Linked DNA regions of Mus musculus: region 2 is linked to region 1. A link is a contact called in ENCODE Hi-C data. All regions are on one chromosome and are shown on one strand. Each heading gives the region's core, a stretch centred on a gene start or an enhancer-like site at or near the end of the contact. The rest is flanking DNA. Distances are from core to core; before and after follow the strand shown. Region 1 holds the start of Rnf146 (ring finger protein 146). Region 2 holds the start of Ncoa7 (nuclear receptor coactivator 7).

Region 1 (5,580 bases), core at 1,276-3,775:
CTGTCAAAACCCAGTTCAGTTAAGTGGGGTTCCATACTTTTGAGGGATCTTCTTGCCTTGTGTATGACTGCCCTTAAGAAGCCCCATCCTGTGACTCTATTTACTTTTGTCTCCGTCCTTATACTTAAGTGTAAGGCTTTAAATTCCTTCTCTGCAAAGTGGGCGTTGTATTGATTTCATTAACTCATGAGATACAAATGTCAATTTATATTTATATGTAATACATGTATTCTCATCTAACAGATGTTTCAGGCTGGCAGACATTCTATAAATAAGAAAGTCCTCTTATTAACTGGTGAGTGACCTTTGCCAAGTTATCCCTATGCTTTTGTTACTTTGCTCTAGCCAGCCTCTGTAATTGGACAACTCCAAACATTTTAATTAGCAGGCCTTTAACAACAGGCTTTGTATTAACTAACTAGAAAGGTAAATGAGAGTATACAAAGAAGCAAAGGAAGCTGTAGACTAGTGTAAACAGTGTGTATGCTCAAAAAGACTGTTTCTAATCCACCCAGCAGTTACCCAAGTTCAGACTCTGTGATCAAGAAGGCAACCAAGCAAGGAGGTAGAAAAGACTCGGATCTTCCATCTCTCATACTGATAGGGAAATGTGATAAGTCCTTCAAACTCATATATGGCTGACAGAAAATATGTTTTAAACAGATGGATATGAAAAATTCTTCCTATTATTTTCTTCTTCAAAGTCAAGGAATCATGTTGGATCCAAAAAATAAAACAAAACAAACCCTCCAACAGTTTCAAAGTGGCACTTTTACTAAATGGCATGTCTCCTACAAAAAAAAAAAAATCATTTATGTTTGCATTCCTGTTATCTAATGAACAGTTATTTGGGACATTTCCCCATGACTACAATTCGACTCAGTTCTTAAACAGCACAAAACAGAAACTTTCAAACGTTTAATAACAGGGTTTTCATTCTTTCCCCATTACACACGCCCAATTAAGACATAAATAAACTCTATGATATCCAAGACCCAAGCAAACATATCCAAAACTCCATCTTTACTGTAGCAGTTACTCTTGAGTTTTCTCTAAAATGAGATTTACTTCACCTATTTTCAAGTGTTTCTACAGCTCCCAGACGCTTTTCACGCTCTGCTAGTATGTGTGGGTCGTTTTCTTAATTTGTTCTTTAATATGCCATGTTCTTTAAAAGTCTAATGATACAGATCATTTATTGTTATGTTCTACGCATTCAACTTCTATGACAATACGTGCCTTTCAATGCCCAAGCTCCAGGTGCACATCTAGTTTGCAAAAGAACACACACACACACACACACACATACACAGATAAAATGTAGTTGTCAGAATGCGTGTGCTAACTTACAGTGGGGAAACATCTTACCTAATTATAGAGGACGGTTCCATTTCCACATCCTCAAAAACAATGTCACATAGCCCTTTCTCTTTAAAAAAAAAAAAAAAAAAAAGTCCAGAAAATAAGACAGTGACAACAATGGGGATCCCGTGCGCTCTCAGATGGGGTGGAGGGTTAAGGAGAAAACTCCACATCCAGCAAGCAGAACAAAGCGACTGCCGGAGCTCTCAAGATGCACCCGGCTTGGGAGGCCCAACTGGTATCCCGACACCTCAGGCTGGTTTCGGGTTTGGGGAGCCATCAAAACAAGAACGCTCGGCGGCTTCCGCCAGCGCGAGGAGGAGGGGACGACTCCGGGCACTGGGCAAGACCCAGAGGCACAGCCGCGGCGGCGGCGGCGGCGGCAGGGCAGGCGGAAGATAGCATGCAGCCCGTGGCCGACTGAGGCCCGGTCGAGCCCGCTGGAGCTGCCCGCAGCCTGGCCTGCCTGCGCAGTAATGGCCGGGGCCGCGCCCGTCACAGTCCGGGCTGCGCCAGCTCGGCCTCCCTCCGCGCGCCCGTCCGGGCCGCGCTGGCCAAGGGCGTCCCCGTCCTACCGGCCCCCGACCCGCCGCCGCCCGCCGCGGACTCCGAGCGCCGCCTCGCAGCCAACGAAGCCGCAGTGCCCCGCCGAGGCCCGCAGCCCACGGCCCCCCGCGCTCCTCACCGGTCCGGCCCGGAGCCCACCTCTCGGCCGCCGCCGCAGCCACCTCGCAGTCTTTTCTCCTCCGCTTCGGAGCCCGCAGCGGACGGGGACGCGCGCGGCCGTCACGTGACCGCCCGGCGCTCAAGGGGCGGGGCCGCGCCGGCGGAAGCCACGCCCCCTCACCGTGATCCCGCGCGCGGCGGCCCTGGCTGGCGGTCCCCACGCTGGCTGCTGCTCTTCTCTGTCCCTTGCTGCGACCGGGCTGCTCCTTGTCCCTGTTCCGGTCCTCCCTCACCCTCTGCGTGGCGCATCTTGTGGCCTCCTGGTTCTGAACTGGTGGAGGTCCATCTAGGTGGCTTGTGGGAGGAAGCTAGACCTTCAGTACCAGGAAGAAGAGCCTTTCCAAAACTCAGCCTTGGGTCAAGTCCTATGTTTCCTTTGGCCGTGCCCTTGGAGAGACTACCGCTTGTTCCTTATACAAAAAAGGCACAAGAAAAGTCACGGCGTGGACTGGATGGTCCCCGAGATGCTCCAATTTATTCACCTCACAAATGGCCAGATATGTAATGGGAGAGGGGGTGTGCTGGGGTGTCTTTTAAACCCTAACAGCATAGGAAGCTAGAAGAAGAAATCGTCCCGCGAATCTAGAATAAATTTCATGGGTTAGTTTTATGGCAAGCATATGGTGTTACACATCAAAATCTAGTCCTTGTTCATTTTAACCGGCACATGATCTTTTTCAGAACAGTTTTCTCTACTTGAAGTTGCACAAAATGGACCAGAGAACCTTTTCACCTTTGAAAGTATTTCCGCATTCTGTAACTGTTTGCATTGTGCTTGCAACAATGTTGCATTTTGAGGTTACATCCACTGTTTGAATTCAGGACTGAAAAATGTACTGTGCACCTATTTATAGGGTTTCAAGGCCACTGATCCAAAGGAAGAGCTCATCTGCTTAACATTAATAGCTGTAAATCCAGAGCATGGGTTCGGGTTATTCATTCAGTTGTTATAGGAAATATTATATGAACTTTTATAGCCTGAAGAGAAAAGGTTGTACATCAATGTACGTTGAAAGGGATAAGACATTGAATAGGTGAGTCGATGTGAGCAAGCATGTGGGTCTATTTCATAGGCTTCAGATGTTAAAATATTCTTAATTTCAAAGGGATCTAGCGGTAGGAGGCTGATTCACCTTACTTGAGGATCTGGGTTCAATCCCTAGTACCATTGAGGGAAGGGGTTGGGGGGATTAAAAATGTTGATGGAAGCTACTGGCTAGCTAGGTTTCAACAGTGCATACCAAACAGTAACAAAGATGTTAGGCCAGAAGATACAGGAATTTGTAGCAAATGGTTACTGTGGCAACTATGGGCTATGGGGGAGGAGGGACACAAATATATGTTCTTGTATGCAGCATTCTCCTGGACCACTGTTAGAAAGTTTAGCCAGCCATTCAGTCCACAGGATCTTCCACACAATTGTGGCTTCTTTAGGGAAACAGGTACACTGTGTGTAAATGTCTCTTGGTATCAGCTATTTCAATACATTTTCTTCTAAGTAATACTATTTTTATAACTTTAATTAATGTACAGATATTGAGAAACATGCCATCTTAGCTTAGTTCCCTATCATGTCATTTTATTTTTAATTCCAGTGGTATACAATATATGTATATAATAGTAGCAAAGTAATAGCAAAATTTTGACCTGTTCTTCAAGATTCAAGTTTGAAGAAACAATAGCAGTAATACCAATACAATATTCTGAGAGGGCTCATCTACTCCCTACAATAATCCAATGTCATCCTTTGCTATTCCCATTTTACAGATCTAACACACAACTGGGGTTTGAATTCAGGTAGAGATTCTATGAAGATTTATTTCTGGGTTAGGAAATTTTCCATAAAGAAAGTCCTGTTTGAGAGAGCAAAAATCAGACAGATCATAAATATCTTGCCTAGCCCCTACGTCTATTAGGGAAAAGCTTTTTTATGTTGTCCTTCAGTCTCCCTGGGTGCATAAGAGGCGCGGAATATCTAAGTGCCTGGAGTCTTATTTTGTCTGCTTACTGAAAAACCTGAGACAGACATGAAGTATCAGAAACCTAATAAAATTCTCTCTCAGATTCAGCCCTTTCCCACAACCATGTCAAAACATGCTTCTGTATCTTTGTTCCAACCCATCTTTAGTTTCTTCCTCTTTTGCTGCATATACACTTTGCAAATAATTTCTTCGCTGCCTCTTTCCATCTTCAAAATACACTCAGGATCCTACTACGTTTTATGCTGACTTCTAAACCAAACCTAAGTGAGGTCATATCATACTTCTGAATACACATATACAACCACCTTTGGCTTACCAACACAAAGACAAATCAAAAGTCCCCCTTTTGTGTGTCACCCTACTTTATGATCTCCCATACCTCTTAATCCACTTTCTGTTCCTACAACACCCCTACTCAAACTCTCTGCACATTCTTTGCTGAGAGTTCCCCTCTTTTGATCACTCCCATAATGCATTCTGCGTTCTCCCTCTCCGTCTCCCCCTTCTCTCTCTCTCTCTCTCTCTCTCTCTCTCTCTGTGTGTGTGTGTGTGTGTGTGTGTGTGTGTGTGTGTGTATGTGTGTGTGTGCGCGCGCTCAAATACCTTTGCATTCCTCTCCCTGCCTCTGTTTTAAATTTTCATATCACTCACTATCATTTCTTATTCTCCTTTCCATTTTCTCTCATACGTACAGCAGTGTAATGGATGTTATGTTTAACTCACCCAAATTCTTTGCATTCTCCTCTGGGCCAAAGCATAGAACTCAAAAGAGTGAGACTTTGTGATCTAATTTGTATGGCATGTTAGTTAATCTTTTCAACTTCCTGGGATTTTGAATCAACATGGAAATAAATCTCTGGGCATACCTATCTGGATTATCTAGATTAGATTAATTAAAGTGGGAAGATTTGTCCTAAATGTGGGTAGTACCATTCCATGAGCAAGGGTCATGCTTAGTCTGAATACAAAGAGATTCAAGCACCAGCAGTCACAGTATCTGCCTCTTGCTTGTGGATACAATGTGATCAGCCACGTTCAGCTCCAGCTACTGTTACTTCCCAGCCTGCTGACTATACCCTAGAACTGTGAGCCAAAACCAACTTTCTAAAAAAAAAAAAAAAAAGCTTTTTTGTTAATTTTTGTTAAGGTGTTTTATCACAGTAACAGGAGAAATATCAAATACATATAACAATTGCAGGAATAGTGGGTGCCATTATTTAGACAAGTTTCCCACAAAAGCAACAAATGATTCAATGAATACAAGTATGCCCACAAGAAAATGTATGTATGTAAGTATGCATATACTCATTGACGTGCTGAATAATAAAATATAAAAAATAATAAAAGAAAAAGGTGAACTCATTCTTTGTCAGTAATTGTAGATGCAGACAATCACTGAGTTTATAAAGTACTATTTACTACACATCCACTTCCTGAAAGATATTTCAGGCATTCAGATGAATGCCCACCTTTGCATAATACAAAATGACAATTTTTCCAACATGATCAG
Region 2 (5,580 bases), core at 1,000-3,499, 1.4 Mb after region 1:
ATTTTTTGTTTTTGTTTTGTTTGTCTTTTTCTCCTAAACATTTTCAAGCAGAAAAGACACAGGATCATCTAAAAACCTCAATTTATAGAGAAAATAGCTAAAATGCCATTTCTAAGGTTGAAGATGTTGCTCAAATAGGATTAGCCCAATACATCAGAAGCCTCGAGTCTAATCTTGGATCTGGCTCCTAGCATCAAAAATAAATAAATAAATAAATAAATAAATAAATAAATAAATCTCTATCTATATGATATATATATGAGTTTACTTTGGAACCACAGACGCTTTTAAATGTTTTGTTTCCCTCTTTAGCTTTAACAATATATATATATATATATTAAAAATAAACCACAGCTCAACTTTAAAACAAGTTACCTGTTACTTATTAACCAGATCACTGCTCCTTCTGAAATAACTTAATAGATTTCTTTAAACATAAATTCTGCCTTCTAAATTGTTTTTTTAAAGTAAAATTGAAATGGTATTAATTGCTATAACACTGGAAAGTGGACACGAAGGGAACCTTAACAGAGCCTTGCTGTTGACGCCGGAAATGTCAATGAAAAATAACCAAGTTAGCCTGTTTATAGAAAGAAGCAATTATTTAAAATACAGTTAATTGCACTAGCAACAACAACAACAATCTTATACTATAATTTTAAATGGTTGGGTTATATACAATGTGTATCTTGAAATACAATTTCATTCATTCAACAAATAACCAACAAACAGCTATAAGGCATTCAACATTGGGGAATTAGAGAATGGGAAGAGAAGGGGGGGGTGGTCGAGGAGTAGCAGGGGGAAGAGGACCTGGTAATGATGGTGATTCTGTCCTCTTAGTATTTATATTGATTCAGTTAGCCAAAATCTTTAATCTGAAATAGTGCTTATAAAATTGGAGCTTACAATAACAATTTTTTCAAAATTCTAAACCTTATTGCTTAACGTAAAATCCAAAACGGCAGCCTGAGAGGAAACAATTTTATTAAAAGCCCTAATGTATTACTTTTATTTCAAGAACAGGAAAAAAAGACTCAACCAGATTCTCAGAAAAGCAAGGGTCAGCTCAGAGTTGAAGGCGAGGCCGGAGACAAGACTGCCTCTGCTGGCGCATCTTTCAGAGTCTCAACTCCCGACACCTGTATCAAACTTGCAGCTCTCAAACCCATTGGCTCCAGTCAGCTTTATCCTACGAGAACACGCCAGCCTCATCCATCACCTACCTAGGTAATCTGATTTCTAGAAAGACTTTCCTTAAACTGACACCCAAAATGTTAAAGTGTTTGCACCACTGACTTTATATACCACTCGGCTAGCTGTAAATTACACAAAAATTCATAACCACCCCTAAATACCTCTAAAACAACAACCGTGGTCGTCTACATTTTAGCAAAAAGAACAGGAAGAACGCATTTGCTGATCCTGTTTTTTAAAAATGCAATGACACAATCTACTTGAGCTCGAGAAAAAGGCAACGGTCTCCTTTCAAAGAAGCTCCGCGCCAACCTATCCTTCCAAGCTCTCCCAGCCCCCAACCGAGGGTCCCCTGATTGTTAGCGAGGAGGGTCCAGTGGCCCTGCGCCCCGGCTCGGCCTCGAACGTTCCAAGCAGAGCGTTTCGGGTCCCCCGGGGGCTGCGCCCAGCGCCATTAGTACACCTCGGCAGCCCAGGAGGGAGGCTCCGGTTCTTCCTGGCCGCAGCATCAGCAGCCGGTAGCCTTCAAGGCCTGGCCCCGCCTCGGCGACCTACCTACTGGGCGGGGGCGCGGGCTCCGCGGGTCTGGGCGAAGTGGTTCGGGAGCACGCATTTCTGGGAGCCGTGGCCTCTGCCGCTGGGCGCTGGGAAGCGCATCCTCCGGGGTGGGAGGAGGGGGAGGGCCGGGGAGGGGATCGCCCGCCGAGGAGGAGCTAAGGGAGGCGTCAGGCGCTGCGGGGTGCGCTCCTGAAGGGCTCCGGAGTGCCGATCTGGCCCGAGCAGCCGCCGCCGGGGTGCTCGAGGCCTCGCCCAGGTACCTGCAGCAGCACCCACGGTCAGGGCGCCGGGCGCGAGCTGGGCGGAAGGCGGGGAGCTGCGGTGGCGCGACGCCAGCCCGGCGCCCGCCTCTAGCTCCGCCCGACCCGGGGCGCGCGCTGCACTCGTCTGCTGCGGCTGGGACCCGGGAGCTCAGCCGACCGCCTTAGCGATGCGGGCTGCAGCTGCGACATCTTGCCTGCCCCGTGCGACCTCGGAGCCGCAGGCTGGACAGCCTCGAGGTGGCTCGGGCCCCCGAACCCTGGGCCCAGCGGCTCCGCCCCGGAGAGCTGCGCGCGCGGCCTCCGCAGGCCCCGGCCATTTGTGACGCTGTGATGGTCAGGCAGTCAGTGAACCGAGTACGGTCTGCTTACCTGGCCCCTAATCTTATCCCTTTTAGCTGGCTCCTGTCTGGATCTTGGAGGGAAGTTAGCGCTTATGGGCACATGTGGAGTTAGAGCCCTTGCTGGAGCCTTAAAGTCCTTTTACTTCACCTTCCAGCTCTAGGACTAGGGGCAACCATAAATTCATCCTCTGTCATTTCCAGCATTGCCTTTGGCAAAGAGGCCCACTGTCTTCTTCTGTCCCCGGTACAACATCCTATAAGCTGCCCAATTGTAAACCTTATAGCCAAGGCAATGCGATGTAGCAACGGGCAGTTCAGCTGGCTCTTGGCTGGGGCTGGAGAGCAGCTGAGTGGGAAGGTTTTTTTGTTTTTTCTTTTTTTTTTTGTATGAGCCCAGGGCCCTGTTTCTGTGAGCTTCCAACCTGTATTGGACGCTGTTCCCTTTACAGTCCAGTGGCTATAACTGCAAGATGACTCGGAGGATCTGATCGTGAAGATCACTCTTAAATACAGGAAGAAAAAAGTGTGTGTGTGACAGGTGTGTCCTAAGCCATCAACACACACAGTACATAGAGGCTTCCCCAGGTTGCTGCTGCTTCTTGGTACTGCCAGTCTCTCTGGAGGGTGGAGCAAAGCCCTTAGCAGCCATGACTCTGAGATTTCAGCAGCAGATGATGTTACATGGTCATGCAAATATGGAATCACTTCCTGGTTTTGCACTGACCATCTGTAAATTCTGACATCGGGTTTGCATGTTTATGCTTTGAGTAGGAGACACTTCTTTCTGTGTTCTTTACACCCCTTTTGGTATCAACCTTGAGTGCAGGCTCTGCTGCAGGTACTGTTCCCACCCTTTAACTCGGTCAGCACCCTTTTGTGCCTATGAACCCAAGGTTCTGACGAGAAATAAAATAGGCCTTGATTTCTTTTCTCTTAGGCAAAAGTATAACTGAGTATGTGTTCAAAGTGGTGACTTGCTGATAGAGTGTTCCCCAAGTTTTCCAATGCAATGCCAAACAATGACACTGTCTTCATTATCTCCCCTGGAAGTACATGATGGATCACATGCTAAGGATAGTTTGTCACTAAAGTGAAAGTCTGAATAGAATGGGGAGTTGTACTCAAATGGTTGGGATTGGGGGTGCTTCTAATTTAAAGATTCTTTGGTCATTCTTTTTTGTGACTGAGTATTGACTGATTCTTCTGAGTATTGACTGATTCATCTGAGTCTTGTCTTCACACAGAAATCGGAATTAGCATCGTCTACATCCCTCTTATCCAGAATAGTACCCATCAGTCAAATGTGTTCATTCAAACTTAATGAAATACAATTGTTACGACTTCCAGTCTGTTAGTTATACATATAAGTTCTAAAAAGACAAATAAAGCTTGTGATTGCCTTTTGGACAACACAGGACCCAACATTTCCTTATTACAGGGAATTCTTCTGGAATGCTTGCCAGATTTCAATGGGTAGGAAAGATATACAGAAAGAATTGGAGGTAATTTGGGTGCAGCTAGATCAAATACTATTAGAATATATACATAAGAGCATGATAATCCTTAAGAATTCACAGATTGCCTTTGGACTACAGCTTCAGCATGTGCTGGCCTTGGATACATTTCTAACTGATGCTTTTATCTTCAAAGGTGGATGATCGCAGCACCATCTTCATAGGGTAGATACAGGGAATGAAGTAATTCATGAACAGTATGTATCATGTAGAATGTGTAATCAATAGAAGTCAGCTATTATTATAATAGCATGTGTTAGGGTGACAAAAGTTTTCTTTTCAAAACTTGTATCCCTGAACTGGACACTATAGTCCATTTCTGTAATGCCAATGTTTAGGAAGGCAGAAACAGGAGGATTGTCAGTCTCAAGCCAGCCTGTGCTACATAGCAAAATCCTATCTCTAATTAGTAAAAGTAATTGATTAAAATAAAACGATCTCCATAGCACCTCTCACTGTACTTGGCTAGTGGAAAGTGATGAACTGTTGGGGCTTGAAGCCTGTGGAAAACATGAAGAAAAGTGGTTTTTCCTCTGATAAAGGGGAGAAATTAGGGTGCAGCAGTTTAAGTGCACTAGACATGCTCTTTCTTCTGTGGCAAATAATCTTTATATAGAGACTTTTACATAAATAGAGAGGCAGGGAGCATCAATGACAATATGCAAATAGTATCATTCTTACCTGTCTGTCTAGAGATAATTCTGCCCTGAAGAATATGGCTAGTGTTTGTTTTAAAACGCAATATTGGCCATGTGTCATGGAACTAGAATTTCAAGAATATAGTTAAATATGGCTCTTAACCATTTGCTGATAAGGGTCCCTGATTAAGTAGTGAACTTAGGAATCTGGGAATGTGGCTCAGTTGGCAAAGTGCTTGCTACACAGCCTGCATCAACTCCGCAGTGCTCACAGAAAAGCTAGGGGGTCTCAAAAAATAAGATGGATCATAATAGAGGAACATACCAGAAGTCCTCCTCTGCCCTACACACACACACAAACACACACACACACACACACACACAGAGAGAGAGAGAGAGAGAGAGAGAGAGAGAGAGAGAGAGAGAGAGAGAGAGAGAAATGGGGAATTAATTAGGCTCACTGAAATATTGACAGTGATGTATATTTCTGTGCAAAGGTGTTTGAGTTGAAATTTGTGCAGTGTATGAAAAGCTGAGGTTACTACCACTTAGAAAGTTTACTCTTGGAGTGATGGTATTTAGAACTATCCTTCTATGTCTAGCTCAGAGAGAAATACATGTTCTCTCATCCTTGGACTTGGGCTGGTTGACACAGGCTGTCAGTGACACTGATGGCAACTACATCTAAAGAGGTTAATGAACCTCTACAAATATCCAAAGAGATAATTAACAAGGTCGAAGGCAGCAGCTCATTTTCACAAGCTGGGATCATTCCTCACGTGTAGTGTTTTTCAACCTGTGAGTTGTGACCCCTTGGGAGTCCAAAATGACTTGTTCACAGGGTCACCTATGACCATTGGAAAACTCAGATATTTACATTATGATTCATAACAGTAGAAAAATAGTTATGAAATAGCAATGACATAATTTTACGGTTGGGGGTTACCACATGAAGAACTGTATTAAAAGGCGCAGTGTTAGGAAAGTTTAGAACCACTAGCCTATTGGCTCACTAAGATACCGTCTTGATTTTGAGAAAACATGAAAGAAACCAGATGATGTGCCATAT

What was found. Hi-C counts contacts between places; a loop is a spot of excess contacts on that map.
Region 2: a map of T-helper 1 cell shows a loop between it and region 1 (4-fold over the local background). The contact joins the promoter of Ncoa7 here to the promoter of Rnf146 in region 1. A Hi-C loop is called at or near these places in 4 of 37 maps with a recorded cell type or tissue (T-helper 1 cell, T-helper 17 cell, regulatory T cell and 1 more).

What each region holds. Positions count from the first base shown.
Region 1 is chr10:29,359,917-29,365,496 of GRCm38, forward strand. It overlaps Rnf146 (ring finger protein 146), which reads right to left and starts at 2,526. Exons shown (of 4, transcript NM_001110197.1): 1 at 2,048-2,526; 2 at 1,369-1,429. It overlaps Gm30698, which reads left to right and starts at 1,480. Exons shown (of 2, transcript XM_030245425.1): 1 at 1,480-1,753; 2 at 1,788-2,707. The coding sequence starts at 1,480. The coding sequence ends at 2,593.
Region 2 is chr10:30,801,077-30,806,656 of GRCm38, forward strand. Ncoa7 (nuclear receptor coactivator 7) reads right to left here and starts at 2,250. Exons shown (of 16, transcript NM_172495.6): 1 at 1,753-2,250.